Regions from separate parts of the Homo sapiens genome. Here region 2 is linked to region 1. Evidence: chromatin contacts called from ENCODE Hi-C or POLR2A ChIA-PET data. All regions are on one chromosome and are shown on one strand. The core of a region is the stretch at or near the end of the contact, and the rest is flanking DNA. Distances in the headings are between cores, read along the strand shown. Region 1 overlaps ZMIZ1 (zinc finger MIZ-type containing 1). Region 2 overlaps ZMIZ1 (zinc finger MIZ-type containing 1).

What was found. Hi-C counts contacts between places; a loop is a spot of excess contacts on that map. ChIA-PET counts read pairs that join two places held with the same protein, here RNA polymerase II (POLR2A). Pooled maps may share reads with other maps.
Region 2: a map of endothelial cell of hepatic sinusoid shows a loop between it and region 1 (3-fold over the local background). The contact joins two enhancer-like sites. A Hi-C loop is called at or near these places in 9 of 168 maps with a recorded cell type or tissue (HepG2, K562, PC-3 and 6 more), 2 of 37 single-sample maps with no recorded cell type and 6 of 50 pooled maps. POLR2A ChIA-PET finds 5 or more read pairs at or near these places in 7 of 52 experiments (AG04450, H1, IMR-90 and 4 more).

Annotation. Positions count from the first base shown.
Region 1 is chr10:79,133,774-79,140,131 of GRCh38, reverse strand. It overlaps ZMIZ1 (zinc finger MIZ-type containing 1), which reads right to left. Exons shown (of 25, transcript NM_020338.4): 3 at 355-450. Among named protein-coding and RNA genes, the nearest start is that of ZMIZ1, 68 kb to the right of the region's middle. RefSeq lists a silencer at 2,255-2,414, a cis regulatory region at 2,000-2,500 and an enhancer at 2,205-2,885. Within about 2 kb of position 2,176, at least 19 of the 41 ENCODE cell types and tissues checked have a DNase peak (open chromatin) inside an H3K27ac peak, as active enhancers do; they include IMR-90 and heart left ventricle, where a contact is called at or near this core.
Region 2 is chr10:79,174,211-79,179,854 of GRCh38, reverse strand. The region is part of intron 4 of ZMIZ1 (zinc finger MIZ-type containing 1); the gene reads right to left. Among named protein-coding and RNA genes, the nearest start is that of ZMIZ1, 110 kb to the right of the region's middle. RefSeq lists a silencer at 1-203 and enhancers at 799-1,415, 1,416-2,032. Within about 2 kb of position 2,719, at least 15 of the 41 ENCODE cell types and tissues checked have a DNase peak (open chromatin) inside an H3K27ac peak, as active enhancers do; they include IMR-90 and heart left ventricle, where a contact is called at or near this core.

The DNA.
Region 1 (6,358 bases), core at 927-3,426:
ACCCCTGGCTACAGCCCTAGAGTTCCAACTGAGCCAGGCTGCTAAGATGGCTCAACCAAATCAGACACAACTGACTCACAGAATCCTTGAGAACTGAGGTAAGTACAGGACCTGAGCCCAGTGCCCCATTTTGGAGACAGACAAACTGACACCCAGAAGCCTTTTCTGGCAGTATGAGCACCACACAAGGAGTTATAGAGAGGCCCTGCAGCCAGGCCCAGGAAAGGCTGTGAGAAGCAGCTGAAAACCCTCAGCTCTGGTCCAGCCACAGCACTTCTGGGCTGCTAGGGCTTGCCCCTGCCCAGGCTTAGGCAAAGGTGATGGTATGGCCTGGGCATCGGGGGCTGGTGTTACCTTTCGGGGTATGGCAGCTCAGTGAAAAACAGCGGCTCCTCTCCTCACACCCCTTGCAGCATTGGTCCGACGCCAACGGGCCTCCTCCTCTTCCTCCTGGGTACACAGGGGAGAGATGAGACGTGTGTGAGAGCAGGCCGGTGTGCCGTCCACTCCCCTCCCACCTCTGTCCCTGCCGCCAAGCTAATCTCAGCGGCCTCTTGGGTCACTTAAGCACACCCCGGGATGCCTGATTTATCAGAGCTGGCTGTGTCTTCCCCGCCCAGCCACACTCCAACCAGCAAGCCAATTCCTCCTAGTGGGATTTTGAAAAATATATAAATATAAGTTTTGTTTCTTCCAGGACTGGGGACTTTGTGTTGTCTTTCTCTTCTTAGTAGGAAAAGCAGAACAGCATCACTTTCCTGTACGGCCCCCAGGCAGGGTGACAGGGAGAAGCTGTCGGGGGTATTTTTAGCCGGGTGTACAAAGCCCTTGCCGTGGCCTCCTCTCTGCGCCGTGCCTGGCTTCGGGGAATTATCTCACACGGCCGGCCGGCAGCCACTTCCAAAGCCACTCTGTGACCCCTGCCTGAATTCTTTCCTCATTATGAATTGCTCACCAGATCCCTGACCAACACTCGGAGCCATTTTATGTGTGTACGCACCTCGGGAAAACCAGCTCACTCCCTTGCCCCTCCTACAAGGTTCAGGGCTGGCTGTTTTGCTTATAACTGGGAGAGGAGGCCCAGATGCAGAGTTTAAAGCAGAAAAGAGTCCTGGTGATGAGTTAGATTGTGCTCCCCAAACTTCAGCTCTTCCTCCACGCTCTTTAGGATTCTTGGTCTGAGCTGAGATCTACCTGTGTGATGACTTAATTTAATGTTCACCTTCCACTCACTTTTTTTTTAAGCTCCAATAAATCTGGCCTTGTCCAAAGCAATCATGCCCTTGAAATAATTGATTTGATAGGCTAGTTATATATTTCTGATACTCTTTAATAAATTGTAACTAGTAAAACAAAAATGTATGTCCTGTTGGGTACTATCTAATTCTAGAATCTTGCTGTAGACTACCAGATTTACCTGGGCCAAGCTTTGGCAAACGTTGTGCAGAAGAAGAGGGAGAGGCATGGAGGAGGGGCGGGCTGGCTGATGGGGCCCAAGAACTGGTCATTGTATCAGGCCAAGGGATGTAAGGGGTCAGAGCCATGGTGTGCTGCAGCCTTTAGTACTGTCTCTCTTTCTAGCACTGGGCAAGACCATTTTTGGCCCCACACTTGAACTAGGCTGGGAGGATCTAGGTGGGATGGGCACGAAGCATCTTGGGGACGGGGTGTCCCAAAGGAGGGCCAGCCCAAGGCCCAGGGCCCAAAATGGCGTCTTTCCCAGCATTCTCTGAGGCCTCTGGTTCACTCTGCCCCTCCGGTCAGGCTCCTTTTGGCTGGAGTGGGTCCACAGAGGCCAGAAGGCGAATCCCCTTTCTAGGTAGATCTGGAGGCGCAGAACATTCCCCTGAGCCCTACAACCTATGCTCTTGGCGCTCTGACCCTGTGGGCTCCTGGGGGCCTTGCACTGCCTCTGGGCCTCTGCCTCCCTGTGTGTGCTTTGAGAGGAGGCTGGCAATGGTGGGCACCCCGCAGCACTGGGGCCTCACTGCTGCTCTCTGTCCTTTCCCACTCTGCCCACAGGTTGGAGACCCTGGCTGGGCCCCTGGCCCAGTGCCCGCCGCCTGCCCCTCCCGCTGAGAACAGGATGTGGGTGTCAGGAGGTGAAGGAGAGTGTGGGGGTCGGGATGGGGAGTGGCCTCGGGACGGGACTTCCTGAAGCCAGATCGGTTTACCACAGTCAGTTGGGCCCAGGACCGCACAGCTGTGAGTTATAAATGTCCCTGTCAGAGCCCGGGCCGAGAGGCCCTGCTGCTGGCAGAGGCGCCAGGGCCCACAGCGCCCACCCTAGGAGCACCCCCCCCCCAGCCGAGGGCCCGTCCTCTCAGAGGTCCTCCCCCAGGGTCCAGCCCTCACGACCTCTGGGCTCTCCTGCCTCCTCTCGGAGAGAGATGGGTCTAGTACAGCCTTCCCCTGCTCACCCCTAGCCCTTCCAGGTGCAAATCTTGTGGTCCCAGTTACCGGGAGAGCTCCCAGAGGGCAAGGACCATTCTGGGTCTGCACCCGGCAGGAACCTGAAGCTTGGTGCACAGCCAGCCACTCAACGACCACTGTAGGGGTGACTGTTCCAACTCAGCAGCCTGCTTCCCACGGCCCCACCCGCCCCTGCCTGTCCACCAGGGCACATACCGAGGGGGAGTGGGAAGGGAGAGGGGCCTGGCCTGCCACACCTAGTCCGGGTGAGTAGGAGCAGCAGGGCTGGCCACTAAGCCTCTGGGCACAGGGCTCTGTGTCCTGCATATGCAGAGAAGACTCCTTCAGAGACCTTCCCTGAGGTACCCATTTTCCTTTGTCTGCTCCCTCAGAGCTCCCTCCATCTGGGGTGTGAAGTGTAGACTACAGCTCAGAGGCCAGCCTGCACATAACACCGCTGTCCATAGGGTGAGAAGACAGGTCCCTGGGACCCCAAGGCTGGGCCATCCTGTCAGGACCACCAAAGTGGGCAGCACAGGGCTGGGCCACAGAAATACAATCACAATAACAGAAACAATCAGGAACAGCTCAGGTTGCAGGGCCTGAGGCTTATACAATTTTGGAGGCCCTGTTTTAAAAATTATTTAACATTACAAATATATATTTAGAATCAGAAAAGAAATCACAACAAATTCCTATATTCTTAGGAATCCATGCCCCTTTCTCATGAGGCCCCTGTTTAACAGTTTACCAGAAATACTTACATAGAAATGTTCCTGTTTGCAAACTGCTGCCCCTCCCACCTAGAACACTCTATAGCTCCCAGCAATTCCCAGCCTTCACCAGGGCTGTGCCCAGGAGAGGCCAGGATGCCTAATCTTCATGTGCTTCCCTGTAAGCCTCCCTCTAATCATAATAAGAGTGATGAAATGGATAGTGATATTTAACCTTTAGCTGTACTGTTCTAAGCACTTTATGTAAATTAATCCACTTAATCTTACCACAACCTATGAGGTCAGTACTATAACCAATTTTTAAAGATGAGGAAACAGAAGGTTAAGAAACCAGTCCAAGGTCACACAACCAAGATGTGAACCCAGACAGCCTGGCAGGGATGCCATTGCCAGCCCTTCACCACTTCTCTCCACCTCCCTCAAGTGACCAGAAGGGTCTCCTTCCCTGAGAGGCTTCAACAGCAGCAGCAACCTAGGGCTGACTCTGAGTAGGCCCCCTTCTGATGAAATAATTCATTCATTCCACACAGATGCACTGAGCACCCAGCACACCCCAAGATCTCGGCAGGAAACAGGGGCCTCCTGTTTACCTCACCCTGCCCAAGGCAGGGCTGGGGTCCTTGCCACAGACAGAAGTGGGCACCATCTTGACTTCCTGGGACAGGCTGGGGGGTCCTAGAGACGAGCTGGGCCTGCCCCAAGGAGACCCTGGAGGGTGGGGAGAGGGGGAAGGTTTGCCAAAAGTCACATGGCCTGTTGTCCAATTCTCTCATTTTACAGATAAGAAAAGGTGGCCTGGAGACGAGTGACTTCCTGAGGGTCCCCTGAGAGTGGTGACCTACATGAGTTCTGAGACTATCCTTCTGGAGGGGTGGGGCAGATCCTGGAGGACTGGGGTGGCCAAGGCCAGGCCTGGGGGAGGAGGCAGGTGCCTTTTGGCCCCCTAGGAGCAGTGCCTTTGTTTTCTCTCTTTGTTTTCCATCTGCCCTCAGCCCCAGCGGCCTTCCCAGCTTCCCCTGATTGTGTACAGGGCGATAAAGGGGCTGATGAGAGGGAGATCTCTGGCGGCACAGACACAGCGGCGGCGGGTGGGTGGGTGGCCGAGAGGGCCCCTGGAACTGGGCTCACTGCCGGCTGTACTGAGTCTTCCTTTGAGGGACACTTTGCACATGACCCTCAGAACCCTTTCAGCACAACTGTCCCCATCTTATAGAGGAGGAGACTGACGCTTTGGGAAGCAGCAGCCAGGCCTGGAACCCTGGCCCTTGGACCCCAAAGCCTTGGGGATCTCCAATGGGCCAATGGGCCACGCTGACCCTGACCCTTAGCTCTCTGGCCACCCAGACAACACCTGGCCTTGTCAAAGCTGTTATCCCTTTAACTCGAGAACTGGGCATTTTCAGATTGGCCAGGAAGAAAGAGAACAGGGGCCAGTCAGTGTCTCACCTATCAATGCCAGGGGAAACAGGTGCACCGCATGTCCATGTGAAGTGACACACTCGCAACTGGTGGCTTGGTGGGAAATGGGGTAATGTCCAACCTCCTGGCCTCCCCCAACAGAGTCCCAGTGAAACTACCTTTAGGAGGACAAATGACTGCTCTCTTGTGGGCTAATTCTGACCAACTGCAGGGCTGGGGAGAGAAGGGCACAATCTGAGGGCACCATCTGCCCAGTCATGGGATGGGGCAGTGGTGGCTGCAGACCTGGCCCACCTTGCCCCAGGTCACTGCTGACCCTGACCTCAACTGCCTGGCCTCCTGACCTGGTCTTCTCAGACCCTCCTCAAGTTATCAAATAACCCACCTTATTAGGTACTGTAAGCCGTGTCCATATTCCATCTTAATTCTTTATGTACTTAAAAATGTATCAACCAGGTGCAGTGGATCATGCCTGTAATCCTAGCACTTTGGAGGCGGAGGCGGGCAGATCACCTGAGGTCAGGAGTTCGAGACCAGCCTGACCAACCTGGTGAAACCACTTCTCTATTAAAAATACAAAATTAGCTGGGTGTGGTGGCGCATGCCTGTAATCCCAGCTACTCGGGAGGCTGAGACAGGAGAATCACTTGAACCCGGGAGGCAGAGGTTGCAGTGAGCCAAGATAGCACCAGCCTGGGCAACAAGAGCGAAACTCCATCTCAAAAAAAAAAACTATTTAATTATTTATATCACTTTAAACCAATTACTTTTTTTTTTACTTAGCCTCATCAAAAGCACTATGATCTGTGAAATCATGGGTTTGATGTATTAATTATATTTTTTTCCTTAGTTACATGAACATACATACATAGTGTTAAAATTTGACACCCTCACATGTGTCCGGATAGCCCACAGGGTGCAAGGCCAGTCCTGGGGAAGTCTCAATCCAGGTTGGGAGAAAGCCTAGCTAAGTGCAGTCAGGGTGCCGTGGGGCAAAGCCCAGGGCTGCCCAGGGAAGTAGAAGGAGGTGGAGGTTTTCAGAAGGGTACACAGAGGGTTCAGTTTGGGCCATGGGCTAAGTGCTCCTTTCCTCTGCATGAGTTGGAGTCTGGTCCTCATAGTTCTCCAGCAGCAGATAAAGCCACCTCCCTGCAAATTCCTCCTGACAACAGCATACAACAGTGGGATGGGCACTGGAGTCCAGTCTAGAATAGCAGTCTGACTCTGTCCCTGGTCACTGTTTTGCTGGGAAGTGCTAGGCCTCTCTGGGCCTCAGTTTCTCCATCTATACAGAAGCGGTGAGTGAGCCACAGGTTCCTCCCAGCTCCACCAATCAGACTGCAGCACCTTCCCCCTACCCCGCCCTGAGCCCCAGTGGCATCTGGTGCTCCTGGTGACCCCGGGCTTCAGACAGGCCCTCGAACCCCCCAGGTGGGCCTCCCTTGACCCCTTCCTCCCATATCTGATCAGGGGCCTCAAGTGGTGTCCGGGGTACAAATGGGAGAGAGGGCCATCCTGTGTGACAGCTATAAAATCCGATAATCAGCTAATCACCAGCAAATTAGCATCCATCTTTACATAGAACAAATATAGTATTTATGTAAAAGTTGTTAGGAGTTTCTCTCTTTTTAATTAGCAGAAATAAATGCAAAATGAATGGTAATTAGGCAGCTGATGGATTCGGTAGTACAATTATGCCTGCGGCAATGCCCCAGTCCTTAAACACTGCATGCTCCGAGGAATCAGAGGAGCCTATTTATATGATTTATTTATAAAACAAAGTTAACAGAAAC
Region 2 (5,644 bases), core at 1,470-3,969, 39 kb before region 1:
GGTCCCCACCTGCCTCGGCCTTGCCAGCCCCTCCTCTGCCCCCTTGTGGGCCTGAGATGGCTGTTGCCATGGCAACCCTGCTCATTCAATCCAGGGATAATGAAGCCAATGTGTTTTTCATTTCCATGAGCTAGAGTGTGGAGCAGGGCAGAGAGAGGGGCTTTCCCCTCTTGGCCCCTCCTTCCCAGGGAAGAAGCAGACTGCAGGGAGACGGTGCGTGGGGCCTGACCAGCAGACTGAAGCACACCAGTGGGAAGAGGCTGAGACCTGCAGCCACTCAGCTCTCTCTCAGCTCACCACAGTGGGCATGTGGCTGGGCAGTGCCAGCTAGATGGCAGGCCTCTTTGCCAACACTCAGCCTGGAAGAGGCGTGGTGCCCCAGAGACTGAGTGCGGGTGCAGAGCCAGGCAAAATGGGGTTCTGTTTCTGGCTGTGTGACCTCATACTAGTTACCTCACCTCTCTTACTCTAGTAGAACTGAGTTCACCAGGCACTAACTAGGTCCCATCTGAGTGGCTGGCCTTCTGCAGTCCCTAGGGATCCAGACAGAACCCAGACAGAGCCCCTGTTCTCTAGGAGTCCACAGGTGAGTGGGAGAAGGAATTCATATCAGGCACCCTTCTCAGCTATAAAACTGAGGCCAGTAACTTTTACCTGTTGCTACCAGTAACATTAACTCTTGGAGTTACCCTTGGAGGGCTGGCACATACAGTAAGTGTTTTATGTGCTAGCATCCCTCTTCTTCTCCATCCTGGGTTCCTGGCCTGCAGCACAGAGATAGCAGATGTTTAAGAAATGTTCATGTGTGAGTCAGCAGTCACAGCTGCCCGACTCCTCTCCTTCCTCCAGGGTCTGGACTGAGATGGGCCCACTCCTCTGGAGGTGGAACCTGGGCCAGAGCAGAGCAGCGCTGAGCCAGGCGGGGGCAGGGCTTCATGCGGCCCTGGCTTGGGAGAGCAGGGCTGTCTGGGAGATCCACGGCCCATGGTTGCCACCACACACCTCCCCCAGCCCCTCTCCAAGGGCAGGAAGCCAAAAGCACTCACGCAGAAAACCCTGGCCTGTCTCCCCCACAATAATTCAATCACCTTGGAGACCAGTGGCCCTCTCTCCGGCTGGGCTGACAGATTAGAGCAGGAGGGAAGGAAGCATGCGGGGGTGGGGGAGGGGTGGGGCAGGGATGCCGCTGTGGAGAACTCAGAGCAGGGCTTGAAAAGTGAAGACATGAACCCACCAGGAGGAGATAGCCTTAATCTGTCTTCCATAAAGCTGTCTCAGGGCCACCAAGGATGTCACCAGGGCAGAAGGGGCTGAAGATGGCTCCTCCTGGGACCTCCTTCACCCCCGCCCAGCTGGGCTCCAGCTCCAACTGGTGAGGGGTCAGGGAGGAGGAGAGCTGGATGGGCTTGCAGGTTAAAAGGGGCAGGAACATAGGAGGGGTGATGGTGGAGAGAATGGCGCCTCTGGTAGGCGTCACTCACCAACACACAGTAGGCACTCTGTTCACGACCAACTGAGTAAGGGACTGCGTGGCCACACCTGCAGGTTGTCAGTAAGCAGTGCCTTGGTAGCAGGCTGAAGGGCGGCCATGAGCACTCGAATGGGGCCCATTTGCCCAGTTCACAGATGGGGAGACAGGACAGGTGGGCCAGAGTCACACAGTTAATCAGAGCCACTGGAAGACTTTCTAGCATGAGGGTCCCGGCCAAGCTGCCCTCACCATGAATTATGCTGCAGGGTGGGGGGCATCTCCCCAGAGTCCCCAGCAGCACCCCATCACACCCAGCCCAAGCCAGCAGCAAGCTGCTTGTGATGAGGATACTGCCCTGGCCCCTCCTAAGACCCCACCATGTGGCCATTAAGGATCATGTCTAATAGGAGCACTGAATGACTCTGAAGCCTCCTCGTGACTTAGTCCAAAAGAGAAGAAAAGAAAATTATAAGGTGACCAGAAAGAAACATACTAGAATGATGACCAGGATGACCTCTGGGTGGGAGGACTACAGGGCAGTTTTATTTTTCTTCCTTCACTTTTCTGACTTCCAGACTTTCTGCAGCAAGCATGCATATACTTTACAATAAGGAAAAAAAGGACATTATTAAAGTTTAAAATAAGTCACTTCCACTAAATGTGTGAGATTCTCCATTTACAGGCCAAAGTCAAGCTCATGTTGGGTTAGGCAGCATCTGTGCTTAGGCACCCAGGGCCACACACAAGAGCCTCCTCAGGGACTGCAGGCCCTGTGAGGACATCCCGGGGCAGGAGGCAGGGTCCGGGTCTGCCTTCCCTTGGTGGTGTGTGTTTCGGCAAGTCCTATGCCTCTCTGTGCTCTGCTGATCTCCCCCGGCCCTTCTCACCTCGCAGGGTGGATACGAGGACTAACGGGTCTGGGTGTGCTTGAACTAAACCTGTAAGCCTTTGTCAACTGGGGGCACAGGGCGGCTTCTCCAGTTAGAGGGGTGCTGTCTGGGGCAGAGGGGCAGCTGAGGTGCCTCCAAAGACAGGGCCGAGGAGCCTGGCCTGAACAGCTCCAGGAGGCGAGGCCAGCTTTCATCCCCTGTTTACAGTGGAAACACAGACTTGAAAAGGCTTCACTTTTCCACTGTTTTTGTGGCGGTGCTGTGGGGAGCAGGGCTTCCTGAGAGCGAGGCCAGCTTTCCAAGGCCACACTGAGTCCAGCCCCAACAGGAAACATCATGTTTTCAATTTACAGGTCCCTGCCAGGCGCTGTGAGCAGGCCCACGCTTCACTGGCCCGGCTGTCTGGGGAGAGCAAGCCCAGGCCCTGCTGCAGCTGGGAACCGAGACAGGCCGGGTGGGGTCCCAGGACCCAGGGGGCCTCTTGTGGGATCCCTGAGGGGCCTCATTCCCAGTGCATGGCACAGTTTACACGGTTTTGTCAGCAGCAGATGCACTGGAGACACATTGCCACAAACTCCAATCCCTGGCCTCCTGGAGCTCACATCAGCCAGTCCTACCTTCTTACTGGGTAGATGGGGAAACTGAGGCCCACAGAGAAAAGAGACTTCCCAATGCCATCAGATTATTAGTGAAGAAAGACTGACCTCAACCCAGACTGGCAAATTCCCAACGGGGTTGATGGGCAAAGGGGGACGATGACAGTGATGGCAGCTCACCTCCACTGCACACCTCTCCCAGTCTAGATCCTGCAACCTCCAAAAGCCTTGCTATCAAGCAGGTCCTTGCCAGCCCCTCCTATCCCCAGGTGCTTCTGGGAAATTCTCGGTAAACTGAGCAATGCTTGCAAGAGGGGTGTTCATTCAGCCAGTGTGCACCGAATGTTATGCCAATGGGCTGTGCCTTGGCACCAGGAGGATGGAGGGCTGACTCCCTACCTCCCTGAGCCTCAGGATTCCAGCAGTATGATTGGGAGGGTGACTGGGTTGGACTGTCAGGAAGACCTCGGAGCTCTAAGATCTATGCCTCTCTCCTCCCCTGCCAGACTGTCAGCTCCATGACGCAGACACCCAGTCTCTTGCTCAGAGGCATCCCAAATACTCAGAAGAGCGCTGGTCCATCATAGGTACTAAGTAAACATCTGCTAAATGACTAAGTGGTGGTGGCTGGAGGGGGCTCCACTCACACGGTGGGTTTGGAGAAGCCTGGGAGCTCTCCCCGCTAGCCATATATTAATGACATTTCGAGAGGCAGTTGAAATGGCCCTGGAATGTCATCCTGGCCCGTTGGGCCTCCGGAACACGTGCGGTCTGTGTGGCTGCCCCATCCCCTCCCTCCATTGTGTCCTCCAGCCCCAGCCCAGGATGCACAGTGCCCTCCCTGTGCCCTGGTTTCTCACTTTCTGGGACTCCCTGAGCTCCAGCATTAGACAAAGGGCACATTTTCAGGGAAAATAATCCCTTGTTTGTTTGTTTTATTCACAAACTCTCCCCTCTCTGCCTTTTCCCATCCAGGACATTCCTGCTTTCAAACAGGAGCCACTCTCCAGGCTGGATGATGGCCAGGCTCACACCGGCTCCCAGGAGTCCTGTGGGCTAAGCCCGGAGGGTTTGCTGCAGCCAGGAATGCCGGGGCTGCCTGCAAGGAGTGGGCTCCACACTGTGGCTGCAGGTTGCCTTCCTGCTGGCTGGCCCATGGGGAGTGGGGAGGAACCTGAGCCCAGCCCAAGGATGGGCAGAGATGAGTGGTGTGAAGGGTGTGGTGGCCAGGGGGAGGGACACATACATGCGGGTCTGTAAAAACCTCCACACACACACACACACACACACACACACACACACACACACACACACGCAGAGTGCACAGATTAGAGAAGTCCTCAGAGGCAAGCAAGCACCAAGGTGGAGCCCAGCCCAACCCAGCGATAGAGAGGAGGCCTCCTGCAGGAAGGGTGCCCTCTGGGGTGGTACAACCCAGCTGATCGGGGCAGGACAAACCCAAGTGAGAGACACGATGCCAGACAGACAAAAATGGGTGAGCAAGGAGCACTGGGAAATACAGGCATGATCACGAGAGGAGGCCCACACACAGAAGGAGGCAGAGCCAGAGCCAGAGGCAGACGGGCAGCTGTGGCTGCTAAGAAGCGTGAGGGCAGTGGGACAGAAACAGGTGGGCAGAGGACACCTCGGGGCAGCTGCCCCACCCTGGGCAGACTGCTCGGGGTTTCTTTTGGGTCATGAATTAGCGTAAGGCTTGCTGCCACCAGTGGTCTCCCTCCCTATCTGGGTGCTATGATACCAATGTCTAAGACAGGCCACTGAGTCCCCACTGGCTCCTTGCGAGGACCCCCTTGCTCTGTACCTGTGAAGCCTGGTGAGGTGACCTGGAAGGTACACATTGGCTCTTCTCTTTCCTAGCTGGCTCCAACCCTCAGCCTCAGCTCACGCTCAGAGAGAGGCCTGGGAGGAAGGTCAAAGACACACAATGGAAGGAGGAAAGCCCCCATGGAGGGCAGGTGTCACCTGGGGATGCTGCGCCCTCCTCTGCAATGGCCTGGGCTTCTTCGGGCAAAGCCCCTTATGTCCTCAGTTTCTCCCATCCAAAGGGGGTGGGACTGTTGGACCCTCGGATCCCCCAGCCTCTGGCATCCAGAGTTTTACACTGAGCCTGCATCTTGTGTGTGTCACGTGTTTTCTGTGCACTCCTCCCCCAAACTCAGCCACATTTCTGAATTAACACTTTGAGCTCTTCTATGCCCCACACCAACTGGGCTTGGATTTTAAAGACCAGACTTGCAAAAGGACATCTCAGCTACAAAGGGGATTCCCAACATGAGCATCCCTTCCCTGCCAGCACCCAGGGGAGCAGAGCCACTCTCCTGACAGTGTTTGGTCTCTGTCCTCTGACATGCTAGGTTTCTATGAAAACTCAGTGAGAAATGGCACACAGTCATTCTACAGATCAAAACCCTCACCGGCTCCCCACTGCCCATCAAATGGAGGTGCAATCTACTGGCAGGGCCTCACCACCTGCCACTTCTCCTACTCATCCCTTTGGAGCCGACAACTGGGAGTCCAGGGATTGGCGTGCCTTTGTCTTCACTAACTCTCTTCTGTCCAGTTGGTCACGGCCCTTCCCTGCCCCTCCCAGTGGGAGCTGTGTGTCCCCGGTGTCCCCGACGCTGACCCCACCCTGGCTGAGAGAACTGTCCTGGGTGATGCTGAGA